Regions from separate parts of the Homo sapiens genome. Here region 2 is linked to region 1. A link is a contact called in ENCODE Hi-C or POLR2A ChIA-PET data. All regions are on one chromosome and are shown on one strand. The core of a region is the stretch at or near the end of the contact, and the rest is flanking DNA. Distances in the headings are between cores, read along the strand shown. Region 1 holds the start of RAB18 (RAB18, member RAS oncogene family). Region 2 holds the start of PDSS1 (decaprenyl diphosphate synthase subunit 1).

Region 1 (5,501 bases), core at 774-3,273:
GTAGAGCAGAGGAATTTTGTTTATATACTCCAGTTAACCTTCCAGAAAATTTTAACATACCCTAACTTGTCATCCATGCAATACATTTAGAAAAAGTGCTAACCAACCATGTATTGGGTTGAACTACATGAAATGACAACCAACCATTCTTGACTTCAAAAACACTAATTTCATATGCCTGAACTTAAATGAGAACGATATCTCAAGGAAAAAAGGAGAAAAGAAAAAGAAAGATCACAAGGCTGTGAAATTCCTATTAAGACAACGTTTAACTTTTTAACACTCAAATATGTATGTGCAATAATAGATGATCATGTAAATAATTTTACTCATGCCTTTTACACACACACAGACAAATCATGCTGGTTTGCTAACTCATAGTATTTCATTATTCTATTCCTTGGTATGTGCAAATCCTTCATTCCAGTAGACACAGAGGACATTACATGAGGAACACTATGAAAATGTGTTGTCAAACTGGTGGCTCACGCCTGTAATCCTAGCACTTTGGGAGGCCGAGGTGGGCGGGTCACGAGGTCAAAAGATGGAGACCATCCTGGCCAACATGGTGAAACCCCATCTCTACTAACAGTACAAAAGTTAGCTGGGCATGATAGTGCGCGCCTGTAGTCCCAGCTACTCGGGAGGCTGAAGCAGGAGAATCGCTTGAACCCGGGAGGCGGAGGTTGCAGTGACCCGAGATCGCGCCACTGCACTCCAGCCTGGCAACAGAGCGAGACTCCGTCTCAAAAAATAAATAAATAAATAAGTAAATAATATCAGAATATATTACATAAGCTTTCAAATTCTGAAGAAGCTTTTAAAAAGTAAGACTTTATGAAGTGACTTTTACAAGTTATTTGAGGAGAGCTTTCATTCTAGTTTGTAGAATTAAGGCTATTTCAATTTATGAAATACAAAAAATTATTTGAAAGATACGTGTATCAGAAGGTATAGCTAAAATATGAAACTGATTACAGCCCCTGGAGTGCAAATGTGGTTTAAGGATCAGGACGGCCTTGAACATAACCTACTCATAATCAGATGGCAAGAATGACATCAGCTGGAGAACTCTCTTCCAAGACCTGGATGAAATCACAGCCCTCTAGCAACATCCACCTAGATCCATGTCTTACCTTATACTCAACTCCACTGTCAATATTATTTTCCCCAAGGAAAAAGTAAAAAATGAAAGCACAACACTAATCTTCTGTCTCCACAGGATGTGGCAAAATGAGAAATAACAATTACATTTTATTTTCAAAGGTGGCCCACGGCTGAAGCACTCGGACCTTACACTAAAGCGAAATTTTCCAGCAGTCACAAGATCCAGTTCTTTCACAGCCGACTAATAAAAAAGTAAAAGAATCGACATTAAGCTGCGCCCAAACAGGCCAGGAATGGGACCTAAGGCGTCACGAAACTTCCCGAGGACATTATGTATTTAGAGAAGGCCCCACAGAAACCCTCAAGTGGGAAAGCTATGTCTCCCGGGTCTCGGGGTGGCAGGCAGCCTGAACCCCGAGAGGTTCGAGGCAAGGCGCCCCCGGCCGGATTCGGGCCCAAACCAGCCCGCCACGCCCTGAGCTCCGCGCAGCAAACCTGCCGGCCGAGCGGCGGCCCTCGGAATGGTGTTTTCTCGGCGCTACAGGAGGGAGAGCGACCCAGAGAACTTGGGCCTGGCAAAGGCCGGGAACCAGGCAGGCGCGGGTGGGGAGAGGAAAGCAAACGTCGCGGGAGAGCGCGGCCCAGAGGCCGAGGAGGGCGCGAGCGGAGCCGGCCCGAGCCCGCCGCTGCAGTTTACAGTTCCCGTCGCGGCCCAGGAGACAGCAGCCACCGGGGCAGAAAGAGCCCAGCCACCCTCGTCACGACCCGCACCTCCGCCTCACCTGGACTTGCCCACCCCACTCTCGCCGATGATGAGGATCTTCAGGGTGGTTAGCACGTCCTCGTCCATCCTGACCCCGTTCCGCTCCGAGCCCAGCTGGCCGCCCGGGTGCGCCTCTCAGCCCTTCAGCAGAGTGAGCTGCTGCGCATGCGCGCCGCTCCACGTCTGCCACCTTCCTTTCACACCGGGTGTTCAGGCTGCCGAAGCCCTGGACTCCCCAGTTCCGCCTTGAGGTAGCTCCACGGCTGCGCGACCCAGAATCCCCGGCGTTTTTCCGGACTGCGTGTTCCTCCCCTGCGCAAGCGCAGGTGGGGAGCGCTGTGTGTGACTTTGTTGGCTTCTTCTTGAGGTCTAGCTCCGCCCCAGCCTCAACCTAACCCTCCTTTTGAGTCAGTGGGAGGACTCAGTCAGGAGAATATCAAGCTGTTTTATTTCGGCAGCTGCTCATAACAGCTGCACTGCGGTGGGAAAAGCACTGTGCTTGAAGCAGATTATCTTAAATTTAGGTCCAGCTCTACCTTATAACTGCCTTGTCATACTACCCAGCTTTCTTAGCCTTTCTCCATCTCTGAGAGACACAGTAACACTTCTTAGAACATCTGCTTCTTATTGTTATGAAGGTTAAGTGAGTTAATTTGTGAAGACATGTTGTTAACCAAAGTGCTCTATAAAAGGTGTGATCAGGTATTATCTTGCTGGCTTCCCCTCTGTTATAGTGGAGAGCACCCTCTGCACCCTAATTCATCTTGAAAGGGAGGCGTAGACTTCAGGTAGGTCAGGTGCATTACTTCTGGCGGTGCAACTTCAAGTCAACTCTCCTTCCTCATAAGAACTGCTACACCCATACTGCAGGAAGTGTATGTCTACACCTTGCCTCCTGCATTAAGTTGTAAATCTTAGTGAAGGTACCAAACCTCATTCATAATACTTAGCACAGTGCCTGGTACATGGCAGGCACTCAATAAACCTCAGTTCTCTTGTCTTATTTCCTTATACCTGCAGCTAATGTCATATACAATGGATATTTGATTAAAGACTACATATAAATAAAATTTCAAATGTTAAGAAATTAATTTGTTAAATAGCTGGAAAAGCCCTTTCAAAAGATATCCCAATGGCTTCTCCTCCTTCAGGTCTTCGCTCAAATGTTGCATTCTTAAAGAGGCCTTCCCTGTCCATTCTACTGAAATATGCAAATCCCTCCAGCATTCTCTAGACCTCTTTACATTGTTTTTCTGCATAGGATTTAACCACTCTCTGATACACTATATATTTTACTACTTTATTAGAAGTCTCATGAAGGCAAGGATATTTTGTTTTGTCTACTGGTATGTCTTCAGTATCTAGAGTACTTCATGGCACATAATATGTGCTAAATAAATGTATGCTGAATGAATTAATTGAATGAATGTTGTAGAGTCCATTCCTAACCTTAGAGAATAATGTCAATGAAACAACCTCCACTTCTCATCAGATAGCCCTTGAAACTTCAGTCAAGTCTATCTAGCTTACTTTTCATTATGACAAAAAGATCTTATTTATGAGGTTCACAGTATTGTCAAGCTCTCCTGCCCTGGGGTCCCGAGATCCCTAGAAATCCCTGAAAACCTTTCAGGGGGGTTGCAAGATCAAACTATTTTCATAGTTAATATGTTATTTTTTCATGCACATTCTCTGATGATAATATAATGGAGTTTTCCAGAGGCTATATATTAATAACATGTAATAGCAAAACAGATTGAAGGCAGAACAAGATATGTGAACTTACTGGTTTTCTATGATATTAAGCCAGATATTAAAGGGATTTCCTAAAATGTAAAACATTGCCACTGTTCTCAATTTTGTTCTGTTTTAAAGTAGTTATTTTCATAAACATTTCTATTAACTGGTAATAGGTTTATTATTGTTTTTAAGTAAATTAACATGTTTGAAATTTTCTCAGTTTTAATTTCTAGTAGGATAAATAAGAGATGTAATCTCTTTGGGGTTCTTACAATCAAAAGCTCTTTCAGGTCCTCAATGATTTTTAAGAGTATACTATAATTTGTACAACCAAAAAGTGTGAGAACCATTGCACTGTGCTATTCACACCAAGATAAATACAAAAACAAAAACTTCATCAATAAATCCAGGGCTATCTCTTGCAACCTGTAATACTGTTGACGTACTTTGGCAATATCATTTTCTCTTGGATTTCCTCCATCTCTTGGCCATTTCCTCTCTTTCTTTTTCTTTTCTTTTCTTTTCTTTTTTTTTAAGAGATGGGATATTGCTATGCTGCCCAGGGTGGTCTCTAACTTCTGAGCTCAAGAAGTAATCCTCCTACCTCAGCCTTTGAGTAGCTGGAACTGCAGGCATGCATCACCACGCCTAACTAATTTTTAAAACATTTTTTTAGAGATGGGGTCTTGCTATGTTGCTGGTCTCAAACTGCTGGGCTCAAGCAATCCCCCTGCCTCGGCCTCCCGAATTTACATCTCTGGCTGAGATTTTTCTCCTGAGGTTCAGGCCAACATACACAACTGCCAAGACATCCCCACATGGGGGCTGGCAATAAAGAGATGTACTTAAAAGACACAATGAATAACTGTCCCATGCTTAGTGAAGAAGAGGGGAAAGAAAAGGGAAAGAAAAACATCGAACATTTCTCTAATGTTTCAAGCCTCGGCACTACCAATCTGAGAGAAAACCCAAGACAGAAACAAGAAGGAATATGAGTTTCGTTTCAGCCATAGTGAATTTTATGTAAAGGTGAGCCTTGAAGGCAAAATTTTTCAGACCTCTTTTAGAGCAGTGGTTCCAAGATTCAGGACAGATAGCAAGACACTAAAAAAATGAACCAAGGAGATGGCCTAGGTGTTCTAACCAACAATTTGGCCTAGGTGTTCTCTTCTATATACTATTATCCTTACATCCCTGGAAAACACAGCCAAATCCTTTCTTAGGTTTCAGACATAACTGACTGCCCTTTTCCCTGTGGATCCATCTTCTAGTATTAATTATTTTTACCATATCCAAATATATGATCACCTCATAAAGGAATGTCTATGGCAATATTCTTAATACCTGAAGTTTGGGATGAGCAATGAGCAAGCCCAGTATGTAGGAAGAAATTGAAATGGCGAAACCACTTGGAGATGTGATGGAGAAGGCCCATCCCATGTTGCTGTCAGTAACATGCCTACAGTGGGCAGCCCCAGAGATAGACAACAGATGAGAGAAAAAAACAGATTCAGGCCTTTGACTTTTCTCCATCCTTCGGCATCAGTAATGAAGATAAGAGAAATGCTGCTTGCAGAACTCACATTCTGTGAACAGGTACCAACATGAGCACTGTGACTCATGGCTTATGTAGGACTGCTTGGGTCCAAGTGTAACAGGCGTCTGTGGCTAGAGTTTAGGAGTTGGTAGTGAGAGAAGTCATACAGCATTGCCACCTCCGCCCCCAGCTCCATTGCCCCTGGCTGAGCTGAGGTTCCGAAACAACCCCCACCCTCTCCAGGTACTGCTTCTCCTTGCCTCGGTTGATATGCACAGGAGCTTTGGTATGCAGTCAAGGAAGAGATTACTTTTTGTTGTTGTTGTTGTTGTCGTTAGAGATAGGGTTTCACTA
Region 2 (5,501 bases), core at 1,401-3,900, 810 kb after region 1:
ATTACAGGCGTGAGCCACCACGCTCAGCTAAAGAGAAAGTGCTGGGTAAGAATCAAATACATGGCCGTGTGCCAATCCTCAAGCGGGGTGGGGGGGAGGGGGGAATGGCTTGAGTCCAAGAGTTCAAGACCAACCTGGCCAACACAAAAAGTCCCCGTCTCTAAAAAAATAAATTAAAAAAAAAAATCAAAGATATATTGAGAAGTGATTTGGCACGATCACATGCACACTGGTTTTTATTGTATTACAATATTTGTTCACACTACTAGTGAAGTCAGAAGAATGTACAACCATTAGGAGGTAGTAGAGCTCTGGTGGAGAGCAAGACGTGGCTTAATTATTGCCGCTCTTTGTCCCTGTGGCTTAGTTATTGTAGTTCTGTGTCCCCAAGGACTATCAGGCCCTAAGAGACTTGAAGTAACCAAAATACACATGCCTGAGGCAGACACCAGAATGCTAACATATTAACATATAGTGAAAGGCATCACTGACACACACATCAGAAATACATGATCTTGGCATCATGAGTCCACAGAATTCCTCCTTGTCGTCATGCAGACGGGGAGGCCATAAAGCATATTCTCTCCAGAAAAGCACACTTTCCCTGGCTAAGGTTGCTTGGTGGGCAAGAAACTTTTTTAAAAAGAAGTGTCAGGCCAGGCGTGGTGGCTCACACCTGTAATCCCCGCACTTTGGGAGGCCGAGGAGGGGGTGGATCACTTGAGGTCAGGAGTTCCAGACCAGCCTGGGCAACATGGTGAAATGCCGTCTCTACTAAAAATACAAAAATTAGCTGGGGGTCGTGGTGTACGCCTGTAATCCCAGCTACTTGGGAGTCTGCAGCAGGAGAATCGCTTGAACCTGGGAGGTGGAGTTTGCAGTGAGCCGAGATTCCGCCACTGCACTCCAGCCTGGGCGACAGAGTGAGACTCTGTGTCAAAAAAAAAAAAAAAGAAGAAGAAGAAGAAGCATGTAGTGGCATAAGAGGGTGGATGCACCCATCTCTTCAAATACTGGCTTCTTCTGTGGAACTAGAAATATCTGAAGTCTGGAGAGAACAGTCCTGAAATGGATCACAGCAAAGCCTACCTTCCTCCTCTAAGCCTCTTCTCCCACATGCCCCTCACCCCCCATATTCTGTTCTCTTTACTCTCTAGCATTGTCTAGTTGCCCAGCTGCCACTTGGTCTCCAAACGTCTTTTTTGCTTTAGATTTTTTAGAGATAGGGTCTCACACTGTTGCCCAGGCTGGAGTGCACTGGCACTATCACAATAAACAGCTCACTGTAATCTTGAACTCCTGGGATCGAACAATCCTCCTCCCTCAGGCTCCTGAGTAGGTAGAACTACAGGCATGCACCACCCCACCTGGTGAATTTTTTCTATTTTTTATAGAGACAGAGTCTTGCTATGTTGCCTAGGCTGGTCCCAAACTCCTGGCCTCAACCGATTCTCCCACCTCAGCCTCCCAAAGTGCTGGGATTACAGGTGTGAGCCACTGTGCCTGGCCCAAGCCTTGTTTTGGATAATTTGTGATACGCATCTACTTTGGTACAAAGTAGATATTTATAAGTGTTATATATTTCATACTGGGAAATGATGTTTGATGAGAACACGGACACATAAAGTATACCAAATCTGAATTAAAAGAGTACTAAATTCAAATAAACTTAAGTAACAGTGAGTCCATAGATTTTGCACGGTTATGCTAATAGCATGGGCCTACCCCATGGCACACTGAGAATCATTACAAAGCGCAGAAGGGCTCACAGTGTCCATTTACAGGGGCTAAACTGACCAGAAAGGGAGAAAAAGGAGATCGGAACCCAAAGGCAGCAGAGGAGACCCTGAAAGAATGGGCTATCGCTGAGATTCTGACTTTAGATGACTCCAGGGTTTCTCTCCTCCTGACGGCCTCGGGCCTTTCTCCTTCCAGTGTCATTCCAGCCCCATCCAGGTGTGCTCTCCTCCCGAGGCCACTGCTGGACAACTAAGGTCCGGTCCACCCTAGCACCAGCCCTGCATTCTCCACAAGACCTTTTCGGACTATTCCGAGGCCGATTCGATCCTCCGTTTCTCGGAGAGAGCTCTGAGCACTTTGGCTCTAAAATTTCAGGCAAGATCTGTCTTCCTCTAACTCCAAAGTAAATAGCTGCAGTCGCTCTCCAGGCTTAACCTTGTCCATATAGCAGCGGTCAATCTGATCGCTCCTGCGCTTCCCCCAGGACACGGATCCCACCGCTTTCTCCACCCCCCAAAACGCTCCCGGGGTCCCCAGGACACCGCTTTCTGCAACCCCGTGTAGGGCGCCCCTACTTCAGTCCAACGCGCGGCTCCGTCCCACCGCGAGCACCCCTCAGCTCCGGAGTCCCACCCCGGAGCTACCCCGGAGCTACCCCGCGCGCCCCCGCGTCGCGACGCACGTGCTCCCCGCTCCCATTCATTCCGCCCACTGCTGTCATTGGAGCCGTGACCTCTGAGCCCCGCCGGGCGCGCGCCTCCCAACCTCACCTGCGCGCGGACTTCGGCAGCGGCGCTCGGCCCCAACGGTCCCGCACGGCCGGGGGAGCCGGGCCCGGGGCTCCGCGCCGCCGGCTTCCAGGAGCAGCCGCGCCGCCACCGCCACCAGCGCGAGGCCATGGTCGGAGTCTGAAAGTCGCGGCAGGGCGGCGGCTCCGCCTCTGGCCCGCGATCCTCCTCCCGGGACCCGGAGCCGGAAACCTGGCACAGGAAGCGCTTCGGCCAGGCCCGGGAGCGCGGTTCGCTCTTCCTCGCTTGCGGTCCGGCTGCCGGCGCGGACACTTCGGGTGTCTGCCCGTCTGCAGCCAACGGGGACTGCAGCCGCTCCCGGGAGGCGACGGGGCAGGGGCGTGCGGAGACCTGGTCTGGGGACCCCGAGCGTAACCTTCCCCGGGGCGAGCCTCCTATCCCCACCTCTTCCCGGAAGCTGTGCAGGGAGACTGGCCACGCCTGCAGTCATAGCAAAAATGTCCCTGTGGGGACCTTTTATTAGCAAGAAATACTACCGCGCGCCACCCTTGCAGCCACGAACTCTTTTGTTCTGCGTGTTTAGGCAGAAACATAACTCAGAGAATGGGGTTCCCGCTCCGCAGCCTAAGCCGGAGGCGACGGTTTCCGCTGCTGCTTCCCTTGGCAGTGACCTGACACGCCCTGGTCGGCTGCCTTTTGCAATCTGTTCTTGAAGGAAGTTCCAGCCCATCGCATCTTCCTAGAAACAAGTCCGACCACGATCAGGGTTGTTGTGAAATAGTAGCTAAATTAGCCGGGTCTCGTGACTTTTGGACTCTCCCCTCCAAACGCCTTATAGGTATAGTTTGGCAATCTTGCTCACACCTGGGTGTGAACCTGCGTGTACCCAGCCCGGGAGATATTGGAGTCTGTACAGGATTAGTACCCCTTATGGGTTAGAAAGGCCTTCTTTCCTTAGCTCTAAGGCCAGATCTACTGGTGCTAAGAGACAGCGTGTTCCGAACAGAAATTAAGTGATATAAACATTCAGCGCATGCACTCAAACACACAGAGCCAGTGAGATAGGGGGTAAGCATTAGAGATAGAGAAATGCAATTTAGTCCTCAAAAAATTCACTCTAATGAGGAAATAGACCAGCAAGTAGGTAATTGCAGTTCTCTGATTCATGTATTTTCTTGTTCTTGGGTTAAAGAATGCGGTAGCCTCATAGCTGGGTACATTAATTTCATATTTAATCGTGTGGATTTTTTATGGAATGAAGACATCATAGACTATATAAAGACATCTATGAAAATAAGCCAGTTTGATGGTGTTTTTTCCATCTTGAAGAATAGTATGTAAAAATATGCAAAGCTTTATGAGTAAAGATTGTTAATATGCACCTGTAGCTTATCTTGGTTTAGATTAGGTTTATATATTAAGAAACATTCATAAGGTGGAATTTGCCAAGTAGAGTGTAGCAGTAAGCACTTGGGTTGTACTTGATCCTATGACTAAGACATTATCATTTGCCCTTTTTTGTATATAAAGATAAGGAAACATATAGAGGAAATACCGTATGGTCAAATAAGTATCACACTCAAGCTCACCCAGTTGTCAAGTATGTCACTACACAATTTTGTCAGACCATGTTCGTTTAGAGATTGCTTGGCCACATTAAAACAGAAAACATTGCTCTTAAAAAGATGCTGTAGGTCGGGGGCACAGTGGCTCAGCCTGTAATCCCAGCACTGTGGGAGGCCGAGGCAGGTGGATCACTTGAGGTCAGGAGTTTGAGACCAGCCTGGCCAACATGGTGAAACCCGTCTCTACTAAATATTCAAAAATTAGTTGGGCATGGTGGTGCATGTTCTGTAATCCCAACCACTTAGGAGGCTGAGGCAAGAGAATCACTTGAACCTGGGAGGCAGAGGTTGCAGTGAGCCGAGATTGTGCCACTGCACTTCGGCCTAGGTGACAAAGTGAGACTCCGTCTTTAAAAAAAAGAAAAAGAAAAAAAGATGCCGTAGTATTGCAAGGCTAAGTAGGGACAGCAGCTGAAGTTCCTCAAGACTTCCAACGTTACTGTATAGCTAAACTCTTGAGAAAAAACAGTAAGCTACCAATTGGACATACGGAATTCACAAGTAGTTCTTTTGACCCCACTAGGCCAAGCATGAGTTGAGGAAGTTAAAAACACTATCTGAGTTATGCAGGTAAGTGCTAAAGAACAGACTTCTCTTGTGCAGTCTGAAAACAACTTTAGTCTATTTTGCTGCCCTTAGACAAATGAAAAGAGCCAGTACAGATGGATCAAAATGGCCTATGTGTAACTGAAAGCGATCAAGGTTGTCGTTTTGAGGTTGGAGTGTTAGGTACCCTCCAAGACATTTTCTTGCCATATTGATGATACTGTTTAAAACATAATATCTACAATAGGAACAGGTTTTATAGCCAAAGAGATTGTAAATATAGTACCAGGCCAGACACAGTGGGTCATGCCTGTTATCACAGCACTTTGGGAGGCCGAGGTGGCAGGATTGCTTGAGGTCGGGATGTCACGAACAGCCTAGGCGACATAAGCAAGACCCTGTCTCTACAAAAAATAAAATTAGCCAGGCGTGGTGGTGTGTGACTGTAGCCCTAGCTACTCAGGAGCCTGAGGCGGGGAAATTTGCTTGAGCCCAGAAGTTCGAGAGTTCGAGGCTGCAGTGAGTTGTGATCATGCCACTGCATTCCAGTGTGGATGAAAGAGTGGGACACTGTCTCCAAATAAATAAATAAATAATCCTATGTATTACTGTGTCTTGATTTACAGTACTGTGTAAAACATCTCATCCTGATTTTACTAAATAAATGATCAATGAATTATCCAAATTATCTTACTCTGGTAAGCACATTTATTGAGAGAAAAGGTTCAAACATTTGCAGTGAAAGATTAGTTTCACTAACCTTTTGTTTGTTGTTAGTTTTTGTGGATTTCATAGTCTTATGCAAAACGGAATTCAAAAGAATTTAAAGTTGCCAGTACTG

Evidence for each region. Hi-C counts contacts between places; a loop is a spot of excess contacts on that map. ChIA-PET counts read pairs that join two places held with the same protein, here RNA polymerase II (POLR2A). Pooled maps may share reads with other maps.
Region 2: a map of CD4-positive, alpha-beta T cell shows a loop between it and region 1 (4-fold over the local background). The contact joins the promoter of PDSS1 here to the promoter of RAB18 in region 1. A Hi-C loop is called at or near these places in 2 of 168 maps with a recorded cell type or tissue (CD4-positive, alpha-beta T cell and CD4-positive, alpha-beta memory T cell), 7 of 37 single-sample maps with no recorded cell type and 16 of 50 pooled maps. POLR2A ChIA-PET finds 5 or more read pairs at or near these places in 3 of 52 experiments (CD4-positive, alpha-beta memory T cell, HepG2 and PC-9).

What each region holds. Positions count from the first base shown.
Region 1 is chr10:27,500,826-27,506,326 of GRCh38, reverse strand. RAB18 (RAB18, member RAS oncogene family) reads right to left here and starts at 2,023. Exons shown (of 7, transcript NM_021252.5): 1 at 1,890-2,023. The coding sequence starts at 1,957. LOC124902399 (a long non-coding RNA gene) reads right to left here and starts at 1,882. Exons shown (of 2, transcript XR_007062097.1): 1 at 1,603-1,882; 2 at 1,235-1,348. RefSeq lists enhancers at 1,888-1,947, 2,058-2,327.
Region 2 is chr10:26,694,850-26,700,350 of GRCh38, reverse strand. It overlaps PDSS1 (decaprenyl diphosphate synthase subunit 1), which reads right to left and starts at 2,650. Exons shown (of 12, transcript NM_014317.5): 1 at 2,511-2,650. The coding sequence starts at 2,639. RefSeq lists an enhancer at 1,595-2,483 and a silencer at 2,358-2,977.